Regions from separate parts of the Homo sapiens genome. Here region 2 is linked to region 1. Evidence: chromatin loops called from intact Hi-C (ENCODE). Cell type or tissue: body of pancreas. All regions are shown on one strand. Each heading gives the region's core, and the rest is flanking DNA. Links, peaks and the distances in the headings are about the cores only.

Region 1 (6,328 bases), core at 520-5,519:
AGTTAGCAGAGGAACTGGGAATAGTACCAGGGTCTAGGCTTTTTCCACTACACTCTACCTGGAACAAAAAAAAAAAATCCATTCATTTAATCAATCAATATATACTTATTGATTATTCTCTATGTCAGGCTCTATTGTATGCTGATAGAAGGACAAACAAAAAAAAGGTCAGATTTGCATTTGGATGCTATTAAAAGAAACCAAATGCAGGGAAACGGACATACAAACACATAATTGTATTAGAGTGTAATAAATACCACAGAAGCTCTAGGAGGACTGTCTAACTCTGCTCATAGGAGGAATGTCCAACTCTACCTTTAATAGGTTCCATTTGATCTGGGTTTAAAAAAAAAAATAGGCCGGGCACGGTGGCTCATGCCTACAATCCCAGCACTTTGGGAGGCCAAGGCAGGCGGATCATGAGGTCAGGAGATTGAGATCATCCTGGCTAACACCGTGAAACCCCGTCTCTACTAAAAATACAAAAAATTAGCCAGGCATGGTGGTGAGCACCTGTAGTCCCAGCTACTCGGGAGGCTGAGGCAGGAGAATTGCTTGAACTCAGGAGGTGGAGCTTGCAGTGAGCTGAGATCGCTCCACTGCACTCCAGCCTAGGCGACAGAGTGAGACTCCATCTCAAAAAAAAAAAAATAATAATAATACTAGGTGTGGTAGAACAGGATGGGGAAGGTTATTAAGGGAAAAGGTGAATGGCTGGTGCCTCCAAAGCTGGGTACCCTTGTTTCCTGCTCTGTGACTAAAGATTCTTAATCACATATTCCACCCAAACCCCAGCAGCTTGCCTCAGGAAATGGAGGAATCAGTCCCGGGAGCCCAGGATTGCTTAACTCAAAAGTAGCCAAGACAGGAGACTCATAATGTGGGGCCAGGTTGCCTTATAAACATCCCTGGAGCTTGCCTACCTGGGCTACTACGAACTGATTAAAATGTCATCATATGAATGGTGTTTGTTATTGCTTCTCAGCCTTTTGGTTAAGATCAAGTGTAGTATGAATGGTGTTTGCTGGATTCAGGCAGTGTTCAACCCTCACTTATCACACAGAGTGGCCCGAACACTTCATTTTGATCAATGTATAAAATTTATTTTTGTGACAAGTAAAAGAACACTGCAGGTCTTTTGACATGGAATAAAGTGAGGTACAAATTGCTGTGGGTAAGAGACAGTTGGGGCCAAAGGAAGATCACTGGTTTATGGAGACTTGGGAGAATCTGCCTCCTAAGAATAAAATAAATCAGCCAGGGGCAGTCAACAGTCCTTCCTTCATCAAGAAATGGCACAGAAGGGCAGCCAAGAGGTTATCCTATGAGCATTGTTATGTCACAGTAGGAATTGGAGTCGGGGGGAGGGGACGGGGTTGGGGGGAATTACCATTAGCAGTTGAAGTGGTAGGAAATTTTTACATAGGAGAGTATGGTGATCATATTTGCATTTTAGAAAATAATGGATAGCAGTTTGTTAGGGGAACAAAGGACAGAGACAGGGAGACTATTTAAAACATTAATAAAAAATACCAGTGACAGATGATGAGGCACCTACCTGATGGGAATGGAGAAGAGGAGATGGATTCAGAAACTACTTAGGAGGTACAGTCATCAAGATCTAGATGACTAATTGCATGTAGGGGGTAAAAAAGTAGGAAGAAGAGAGGATGATGACTCCTGCATTTCTGGCTTGGGAAAGTGGTTAGATTGTGGGCTGGATGTGTGCATGATTATGTGTGTGTAGCTGAAAAGGCAATTTAGCTTTGCAACTGTTGAAGTGAATATGGACCATAGACATAGATATCCCTAGGTAGCTGAATATGTAGCCTGCAAATCAGGAGAAAATTCTAGGTGAAGATGGTAATTGCGAATCATCAGAGTCTATATGGTAAGTGGGAGTGGATGAGGCAGCCCATGTAGACAGACCGCAGAGGGAGGAGAAGGCCGAGGACCAAACTTGCAGAACACCCACATGTGAGGGGCAACCAAAAGCAGCTGCCTGTGAAGGAGATTGAGGAGTCAAGCCACACAAACTCAAAACTGTAAACATCATTGGGAGCCTTAGACAGTCTAGCTCAGTTGGAGTTGGATTTGACTATATGTAACAGAAACCCAACTACAGTGTACTAACAGACTTCTTATTCAGAGGCAGGCAGTCCAAGGCTGATGCCCAAAGAAGCCATCAAGACCCGTGCTACTTCCAGCTCCTTCTGTCCTCATAATCATAGATGATTGCTCCACATCCAGGTATTAAGCTCTTATTCCAAGCAGGAAGGGGAAGGACAAAGGGCAAAAGGCATTTGCCAAGTCTCTCCCTTTTTATGAGGAAAAACAATCATTTTCTGATAAGCCCTATTCACTGGACTAAAACCTACAACCCATTGGCCAAGATTGGGTATATGAATATATCACTGCATGAGTACCAGGGCAAAATGAGTATTTTTTTAAACTTTTTGCTTTGGAATAATTTCAAATGGACAAAATTTGCAAAAGTAGTACAAAGAATTCTTGTATTTTTTCACCCAAAATTTCCCAATACTAACATTTACCACAATTACTTTATCATTTTCTTTCTCTCTCTCTCATGCATGCGTGATGCTCATTTACTTCTAGTTTGGTATGTGCTTCCTAAAAATAAAGACTTTCTCTTACATAACCACAGTACAATGATCAAAATCAGAATATTAACACTGATACAAGGCTATTATTTAATCTACAGCTTTTGTCAATTGTCCCACTAATGTCCTTTATAACAGAGAAGAAGCTTTTTTTCTGGTCCAGGAACCAATCCAGGACCAAACATTGCATTTCGTTGTCATGTTGGTTTAGTCTACTTTAACATGAAATAGTTCCTCAATCTGTCTTTGCCTTTCATGTTGTTGGTATTTTTGAAAACTGAAGTCCAGTTACTTTGCAGAACATCCCTTATTTGGGTTTGTCTGACAGTTCCTCAGGATTCAGGTTAGGTATTTTTGGCTAGAATACCACAGAAGTGATGCTGCAACCTTCTCGATGCATCATGGCAGAAGCTACCCTATTTTGACTTGTTCTGTTACTAATGATATTAGCTTTGATAACTTGGTTAAGGTGGTAAGGTAGTATCCGTCAGATTTCTCTACTATAAAGTCCCTATTTTACCCTTTGAAATTAATAAGAATCTGTGAGGAGAGGCTTTGAGATGATATAAATATCATGTTTCTCATCAAAACTTCACCCACTAGTTTTAGCATCCATTGATAATCCTTGCCTGAAACAATAAGATGGTAATTTTCTAATTCTGTCTTTCCATGTATGAGTTTGCCTTGCACCATATGGAAAGCTTTCCTTTCTCCACTTATTCATTTATTTCCGTACGGACTCAAAGATTTTTATTCTACTTGATAAGTTACAACCCATTACTATCAGAGTTTATTTTAACATGGAATTGTCCCAGATTGGCCATTAGGAACCCCTTTAAGCTGGCTCTGTGTCCTATTGACATGTCCCCATCATTCTTTGGGGACTTTTCTTATTGAGATTATTATTTTTAACAGGGTACATTGCTACCTTGATAAAATCAGCCTTCTGTTAATAAGGAACAAAAGGAGAAACAAAAATTGTGTGGGCAACCAGAAGTGTCTACCACACCTAGCTCCTCACCAGCCAAGAGGTGGTGGCTTGAATCCAGGCTGACAGCCTTGCTTTTTTCTAACATAACAACTTTGTGACTACATTCCAAAAAGAGCCTTGAGGCCATTTAATTCCATCCATTCTTCTCCTCACTGTAATCCTTTATCACTTATCCAAACTGAGTGCTCCTAGAGCCAGGTCATCTGTGTTGCACAACTCCTGGAGGTGCCATTCATATTGCAGACTATGAATGATGTGCTAGAACAGGAGCCAGCAAATTTTCTTTCTTTCTTTCTTTTTTTTTTTTTGAGACAGGGTGGAATGCAATGGTATGAACACAAGGCTCACTACAACCTCTACCTCCTGGGCTCAAGCGATCCTCTCACCACAGCCTCCTGAGTAGCTAGGACTACAGGTGCACACTGACATGCCTGGCTAATTTTTTTCTTTTTTTTTTTTTTTTTAAGAGATGGGGTTTTGCCATGTTACCCAGGTTGGTCCTGAACTTCTCAGCTCAAGCAATCTGCCCATCTCAGCCTCCCAAAGTGCTGGGATTACAGTGGCATGAGCCACTGTGCCTGGGCAATAAACTTCTATAAAGGGCCAGATAGGGCCAATAGTCTCCACTGTGTGGGCCACACAATCTCTGTTGCAACTACTCATTTCTGCTGTTGTAGTGGGAATGCAGCCATAGACAATGTTTAAATGAGCGGGCATGGCTATGATCCAAAAAAACTTTATTTATGGACACTGACATTGAACTTCATATCATTTTCATGTATCATGAAATGCTCTCATATTCATTTTTAAAAACCCATTTAAAATGTAAAAATTATTCTTAGTTTGCGAGCTATACAAAAATAAGCAGCTGGCTAGATCCGGCCATAGTTCACCACCTCCTGCTCTGTTCAGTCTGAGCCATCTTGTGCGGTGCTCCTGCCTCTGGAGGTCTCTTCTCCCTTACCCTAATCTCCAATCTGCTATCCTGCTCTGGGCTTCCTCTCCACCTTCTACCTTCTTCCTTCCCAGATCTTTCTTCTGTGCCCTGCTTTCATTCAATTGTATATAAACTTCTTTCCACTTTTAACCTCCTGGCTCATTCCTTGCCTTAACTGAAAAGTAACTGTAATCCCTAAGGAACATGATTCCATTGCTGAATTCTAGAAAGGATGCTACTCATTTTCCCATGCCCCACAACCCATGGGTATGGAAAGTGGTACTGGCGCTCTCCACATTCCTCAATCCTACTTCTAAACCTTTAGCTCTTCCAACCTCCAGCAAAACTCCCTCCTCCTTTGATGCTCTACCATCTGAGTCTTTGAGCAATAGCTAACATATGCTGAGCAATATCCTGAGCAAAACCAGGAGACAGGTACAATTGTTATCCCCTACTTTGCAGAGGCAACGAGGGGTTAAAGTCACACAGCCAATAGTAAATGGCAGAGCCAGGATCTAATCCCAGCAGTCCACACTTACTCCCAAGATGTTACACTGCCTTTTCTCTATGACCACATGGATCACCATCCTCCATTCAAGCCTCTGAATTCCATTATCTCCTGGATCAGTTAGGTACCTGGGCGGAAACAGGTGCACATTCAGCCTGAGTCATTTGAAAAGGATCTAGTCAAGGAAATATTTACAAACGTGTAGAGCAGTGTTGCTCAACCTTTTGTCATTATCTCCTTATTTCATCCTAAGAGAAAAATTTAAATTTCCCTTGACAAAATTTTGGTGAGTAGGGTTGAGCTTTGGAGGCCAACAAACCATTTCATATCTAAGATTGTTTTGCTCCCCCAGACTAATTTTCACCCCTTTAGAGGCAATATTACCCCCATTTAGAATGTAAGAATGCATGGAGAGGGAAACCATAGTGATACCACAGCCCTCCAGGCTAGTGACTGAGATACCATCTCAAGGCCAGAAGTGGTGAGGGAGGGAGGTATTACTGGAAGTCGGAGACATCTGAGAGCTGTGACATTCTGTCAAGAGATTGGTATGGCCCCAGGACTGATCCATTCTTCACACTACAGTGAAAGTCATCTTTCTTTCTTTCTTTCTTTCTTTCTTTTTTTTTTAGAGATGGAGTCTTGCTCTGTCACCCAGGCTGGAGTGCAGTGGCCTGATCTCGGCTCACTGCAACCTTTGCCTCCCGGGTTCGAGTGATTCTCCTGCCTCAGCCTCCCGAGTAGCTGGGATTACAGGCATGCGCCACCATGCCTGGCTAATTTTCTGTATTTTTAGTAGAGACAGGGTTTCTCCAAGTTGGTCAGGCTGGTCTCAAACTCCCGACCTCAGATGATCACCCGCCTTGGCCTCCCAAAGTGCTAGGATTACAGGTGTGAGCCACTGCGCCTGGCCGAAAGTCATCTTTCTAACTGGAAACAGTGGGCGCCTTTGGAAGACAGAACTGGATAGTGGAAACAAGCAGGAAGAAGACCTTTTCAGCTTTTGAAGGCTGTACAATATGCATGTATCATCTAATTTTAAAATAAAATGTAATTTTAAAAATTGACCTAAAATGCAAATATGGTCATTCTTTCTCATGCTCAAAACACTTCAGTAGCCCATCTGCCACCAAGTTAAAATCCAAATTCATCCACATGTCACACAAGGCCCCCGGCATATTTCTTTAGCCCATCTCTGCCACTCTCCACCTCAAAACCTGTGTCCAGACATGTGAATTGCTGAAAATTGAGTGCATTCCCTAAGCAATGGT
Region 2 (6,328 bases), core at 849-5,848, 91 kb before region 1:
AGGTGAGTCAGCTCAGCCCAACAATCCCAATTCAATGCTTATTCACAAATTGTAATTTTAGTACAATAGGGCACAGCTTTAAATAAGAGCTATGAGAAACCCACCCACCTATGACATGGCAGTGGGCTGCTCATCTCCCCACTCTGGGTGGACATTCTGTTAGTCATAGAGGAGCATCTGGGCCCAGCTCACTTGTCTCCCCACTTTCTTGTATCTCCAGACATTTTACCAAACAGACACTGAGTCAGAATAAGTAGGTTTAGCAATTAAAATCTGCGTGGAGGCTGCCTTCAGAAGCATTTGGAGGATTTGGAAATAAATATTCCTCCACTGCAAATCAAACACTCATTGTAAAAACCTGAATGTAATATGCATGAAGACAAACTCGAGCTGAAATCTCATGACATAATCTTTTTCTCCTTCAACGAGGAACATAAAGGACTTCCATTCGCTTGCAGGGCAGGCTGAATAATTCAGAGTAGAAGCAGAATGGTCTCTAAGTACAAGAAGCAGTGAGATCCTGTCAAAGGAAGCATCTACCTGGTTCTGAACACAGAAATTTCCATTGGAAACACTGTGCAGACAAGGAATGCCCCTAGACGACACCCTATCACACTAAAGCCGGGGTGTTGAAATGAGGCAGAGTCAGGTAGTCTGAACACACCCGATTTCTGGTCAATGCTTCCTTCAGCCTCAGAGAGGAAGTCAAGAGCTAGATGTTTCTGTATTTTGGCCAACCCTACAAGGCCAGCTGGAGAAGGCCCCCTGCAGCATCTCATCCCAGATGGAAGGAAAGGCACCCGAGCCACCAAGCCTGACATCATGCCAGGAAGATGGTCCTTCAGGATGGGTCATCTTTGTCCTCTCCAGGCCTGTTGTGGGAGCTGTGAGCCTCCTGGACCTGCTGGACCGCTCTAACAGGAGGTGGTTAGAGCCCCAGCTTAATATGGCCAAGGTTTGTCTTCCATTTACATGAGGATCACTGGATATCCCCCTTTTATAAAGTTCCTGGATTACACACTGCACCTCCCACCCCTGGTAGCTGGTGCAAACATCTGCCACCCAGGATCCATGCAGATCCAGTCTCACACACATGCATACACACACACACACACACACACACACACACACAACCTAAAAGCATCATTCCCAGAGCCAGAGCCTGCCACAGCCTCCTACAGGCAGCCCAGCTCCTGTTCAAGGTGAGGTCTAAGAGTTCCCAGCAGAACAGGGCCTGTCCCAAGGACATGAGCTATAACAAAGCCAAATTGTTTCACACTCTAGTCTTGACTAAGGAGCTCTCATTTTTCCATCTGGATGTCCAAAGCCACACTGCAGGCTGGCAGTGGATCCAGGCTAGAATGGACTTCTACTCTGAACGTAAGACACTGTTTCCATCATTCATTATGAGATACAAAATCTACATTCAAATGTCTCAGTCTGTAAAACTCCAGGCTAGTGGTTCTTAGCATTTTTAGGGTCACAGACTCCACTGAGAAATTGATAAAAACCAAAGACTCTTTGCCTGGTCAAATGTACTTTCACATAAAATTGATGGCACAGTTTTAGGGCTTAAAAGAAGCCCTGAAAACCATCCATAAATGACTAAAAGCCTCTTCCCTGGTCACTGGATTGTAAAGCAAGAGGGCACTTCCTAACCACTTTGCACCTGCCCAACTTCAGGTAATCTCAGTTAAAACGTCTCTTGTGTTAGGGTAAAGCACCAGTATTTCCTGGACTGGTCAAGAGTTAAGCCTGCAAGTAGCAGAAACTTCCTGGCTCACTTCTATGTGCTGGCAATGGGCAACATCTCTCAGCAGCTATGATTTTTTTTTTTTTTTTTTTGAGACGGAGTCTCCCTCTGTCGCCCAGGCTGGAGTGCAGTGGTGCCATCTCAGCTCACTGCAAGCTCCGCCTCCCGGGTTCACGCCATTCTTCTGCCTCAGGAGCGAGTAGCTGGGACTACAGGCGCCCGCCACTACGCCCGGCTAATTTTTTGTATTTTTAGTAGAGACGGGGTTTCCCGTGTTAGCCAGGATGGTCTCGATTTCCTGACCTCGTGATCCGCCAGCCTTGGCCTCCCAAAGTGCTGGGATTACAGGCGTGAGCCACCGCACCCGGCCTGCAGCTATGATTTGTTGAGCGGTTACTACATGCCAGGCCCAAAGCAGGGCTCCCATGCATTTTTGTCCTTTAACCCTTAAAATTACCCTATAATTGCAGGATCAATGTTTCCATTTTACAGATGAGGGCATTAAGGCTCAGAGAGGTGAAGTGCCCTTCTCAAGAAGTCCTGCAAGCTGCAAGTATGCCTGCCAACGCACTAAGGGCCCATCAATTGCACCAGGCATGGTCAGCCCGAGCAAATGCCTTCCTCTAAATTAGTAGGACTGGGCTAAAATCCCAGAGTACTTGGTGAGAGAGTTGCTAAAAATTTTGACTGTTTGCAAACTGGGATTGTCTTCATTTTTATTTGCCTTTGGACTTCCTGTTTAGAGATGAAAACAAGCACAGAATTTTCCGGAGGCCTACTCTTTCTGAATTTGTAATAGAACTACAAAAAGAACACTAATTTCAAGGAAGCCTCCATCTCCTCTTATAGATAAGATGTGTGTGTGATGAATGAAAACAAAAACTTAGCTCAGTGTGGAAGTTGATCATCAATAATGACATCAACTCAGCTTTAGTCACATTTAAAAAAAACTAGGAGTCTAACAACTGCATTTTAAAATAACAGTGACTGAACAAGCTTGGTAAGTAAGATCATTAGACAGACATTTAGAGAGTGACTTAGCCCTATGCCTGGCACTGTTCTATGCCCTGGCAATGCAGAGGTGGTAAGGCAAGGTCCTCTCCACAGCAAACTCATCATTAGCAGGGGAGGTGGGGAAGACATGTGATTAACTGGAATAACAATGTGTTAACTGCTTTACCAGTGATTTGACTGAGGTGCCAAAGGCCAGAGAGCAGGAAGTGAGTAATGCTGGGGAAAGGAGAGGAAAGGCCTCAGAGGCTCAGGGAAGGTCTCAGGAGGTCAGGGAAGGAAGAAGAAGATCTCTCCAAGTCCAGAAGGGCACTGTGGATGGAGGACACAGCGTCAATGGGAACCAGAGGGAAACTCATTAGAGACGAGAGCTGGCTGAGGTGCAGGCTCCATGTGTGGCAGGAGGAGATACAGGATGGGAGCCAGAATAGGAAGGCGGTAGCCACATGCTGAAGGCCTTGGTGGCTGGGCAGTGGCTCACACCTGTAATTCCAACACTTTAGGAGGCCGAGGCAAGAGGATTGCTCAAGCCCGGGAGTTCTAGGCTACGGTGCACCACGCCGATCAGGTATCTACAGTAGGTTTGTCATCAATATGGTGACCTCCCTGGAGCAGGGGACCACCAGGTTGCCTAGGCAGAGTGTACCAGGCCAGGTCAGAAACTAAGCAGGTCAAAACTCCCATGCTGATCAGTAGTGGGATCATGCCTGTGAATAGCCACTGCACTCCAGCCTGGGCAACATGGTGAAATCCCATCTCAAAAAAAAAAAAAAAAGGCCTTGGTCAACTATGAGGAGTCACCAAGAGGTTTTTTTTTTTTTAATGGAGAAAGGACTCAGTGACATTTATATGGTAGAAAGATAGCTGTGGCAGACGCATGAAAGGTAGAATTTACCTGGGAGAAACCGTAAGCAAAAAAATGGAAGAGAAAGTCTCTGCAATTACTTTAAGCCAAGGACGAGGAAGGCTGGATTCCAGATATTCAAAAACAAACATTCCCACAGCAAACCAGCAGGGTCAGATGGTGACAGGGAAGGCACAAAGCAGAAAAAGAAATGCCTCCGAGGTTTCTAAGTGGAGCCGTCAGTCAACGATGATGCCGGTCAGAGAAAGGAAGCCCAGGAAGAAGAGCCAGTCCCGAGGTAAGGAGACAACAAGATGATGAGCTGTGTTTTGGACAGGTTGATTTTGAGGTGGCCAAAGGAGAGTAGGTAAATCGTCTGCAGATGACAGCTTTAGAAGATTATAAGCATAAAGCATGAAGAAAAAGAGACAAGAACTAAGGATAGAAGCTTAGGAATATTAATTTTAAAAAGGAATTGAAGGAGAGAAGAGCTAGCAAAAGATACTGAGTATGAACAGTTGAACCTGGGCTGTGGTCAAGACACCTTCCAAGAAGTCAAATACCAAAAGCCACAGAGAGGTAAGGGAGAATAAGACCCAAAAGGAAGGCCCTCAATCAGGCTGTTAGAAGTTCCTTACTGCGTTTTCAATTTCAGCAGAACCTTACGGGATTTGGGAATGGAAGCCGAAAGTTGATACTACTCTTTGAAGAATTTTAACCAAGGATGGAAGAAAAGAGATCATCCACCCTCGTGACAAAGCCTTCCTTTGTCATGGAGGGAGTGTGTGACCTATTACATGCCAGACCATGTAACCTCACCAGCCTCATCACGTCACGCCTGTGTTTGAGTGAGGCAGGTGAAGAGGGACATGCCTATACTGTGGCTAACGTCCAGAACTGGCTAATGATCCTCATTGCTAGTACCGCCAAGTATTCATAGTTCAGGACTTAAATTGTCCTAGAAAATGTAGGGTAAAGACTACTGCTCAACATTCCAGTGAGAGGCTGAGACTTCAGTGGCCCATCGGAAGAGGAGACCTATTTACTAAGAAAACACAAAACCAGGCCAGGTGCAGTGGCTCATGCCTGTAATCCCAGCACTTTGGGAGATCAAGGCAGGAGACTGTTTGAGCCCAGAAGTTCAAGACCAGCCTGGGCAACATAGTGAGACCCCAGTTTCTGCAAAAAAAAAAAATAATTTTTTAAATTAGCTGGGCATGCTGGCATGCACCTGTAGTCCCAGCTACTCAGGAGGCTGAGGCAGGAGGATCATTTGAGCCCAGGAGATCGAGGCTGTAGTGAGCTATGATTGTCCCACTGCACTCCAGCCTGAGTAACAGAGTGAGACTTCACCCAAACCAAAAAATAAAAATAAAAAGAAGAGAAAACATAAAACCAACAGTGCAAGTGGCAAATATACTGCTGTTGATAATTTTGGTAATACCAAGTTGAAGGTTCCAGGAAGCAAGCATTTTCAGACACCACCGGTGAGGATTTACAGTAGCACAACTTATCAACAAGTAACTCAAAAAAAAGGGGAAGAAAAACCTAAAAGATTGCAGACACTGTAGCCCAGCGATTCAACGTACACAAACTTATTCTATAAAAGTCACAAGGATATCTGCAAAGATTTATCTACAAGCATATTTATCATAACTTTGTTTATAAGAGTTTAAAACTGGAAACAATGTAAATTTCCAACAACAGGAAATTAGTTAAACACATTGTTATACATCTCCATAGGATACAATACTCGGCAACCATTTAAAATGTTAAGTAGGCTGAGCATGGTGGCTCATGCCTATAATCCCACCATTTTGGGAGGCCAAGGCGGGAGGATCACTTGAGCTCAAGGGCTTGAGACCAGCCTGGACAACATAGTGAAACCTCATCTCTGCAAAAGAATTTTTAAAAATTAGTCAGGCATTGTAATCTCAGCTACTTGGGAGACTGAAGCAGGAGAATCACTTGAACCTAGGAGGTGGAGGTTACAGTGAGCCAAGATCACGCCACTGCACTCCAGCCTGGGCGACAGAGTGAGACTGGGTCTCAAAAAAAAAAAATTAGTCAGGCGTGGTAGTGCACACTTATAGTCCCAGCTACTCAGGAGGCTGAGGTAGGAGGATCACTTGTGCCCAGGATGTTAATGAGCAGTGAATGCATCACTGCACTCCAGCCTGGGTGACAAAGTGAGACCCTGTCTCAAAATAAAATAAAATAAAATGTTAAACAGGCAACTATTTAGCAACCCAGAAAAAACGGTCACATTATATTATTAAATTTTAAAAAATAGTTCACAAAAGATAATGAGTACATTAAATATGTATATATATATACACACATGCACTCATACACACTCAGACAAAAGACTAGAAGAATGGACACCAAAATAGTAACACATTCAAATGAAAGAGGAAGAATATGCACCAAAATAGTAACAGTATCTAAATTTCTGGATGGCACAATAATGGGTGGTTTTAATTTACTTTTTGCTTCTCCGTATTTTCCAAAATATTTATAAGAAACACTCTATAGCTTTGGTAATTAAAAATAGTCTGTTATTTTTAATATAATAAAAATAGTTTCATATAATTAAATAGCTTAATATAATAAGATAGTCTTTTTAAATATAAAAGTAATAGAATCTGATCATTTAAAATCCAAAAAGTATTAAAGCATATTAAGAAAAAATTAAAAGTGTTCCATTCCCCTAATTCCTC

Evidence for each region. Peaks named below come from ENCODE experiments on the same cell type or tissue, not always from the same donor. Only the 100,000 strongest peaks of a DNase experiment are listed, where the experiment ranks them.
Region 2: a loop joins it to region 1, with 2.3 times the contacts of the local background. A loop is called at or near these places in 10 of 110 quality-filtered maps.

Annotation. Positions count from the first base shown.
Region 1 is chr2:65,451,582-65,457,909 of GRCh38, reverse strand. It overlaps LOC105374780 (a long non-coding RNA gene), which reads left to right and starts at 1,385. Exons shown (of 5, transcript NR_187891.1): 1 at 1,385-1,605; 2 at 2,150-2,250; 3 at 3,928-4,027. It overlaps LOC124907784 (a long non-coding RNA gene), which reads right to left and starts at 392. Exons shown (of 2, transcript XR_007086495.1): 1 at 1-392. In body of pancreas, for the core only: no CTCF peak of the experiment used is centred there; no DNase peak of the experiment used is centred there.
Region 2 is chr2:65,542,597-65,548,924 of GRCh38, reverse strand. It overlaps the pseudogene RN7SL635P. Among named protein-coding and RNA genes, the nearest start is that of LINC03050, 57 kb to the left of the region's middle. In body of pancreas, for the core only: no CTCF peak of the experiment used is centred there; no DNase peak of the experiment used is centred there.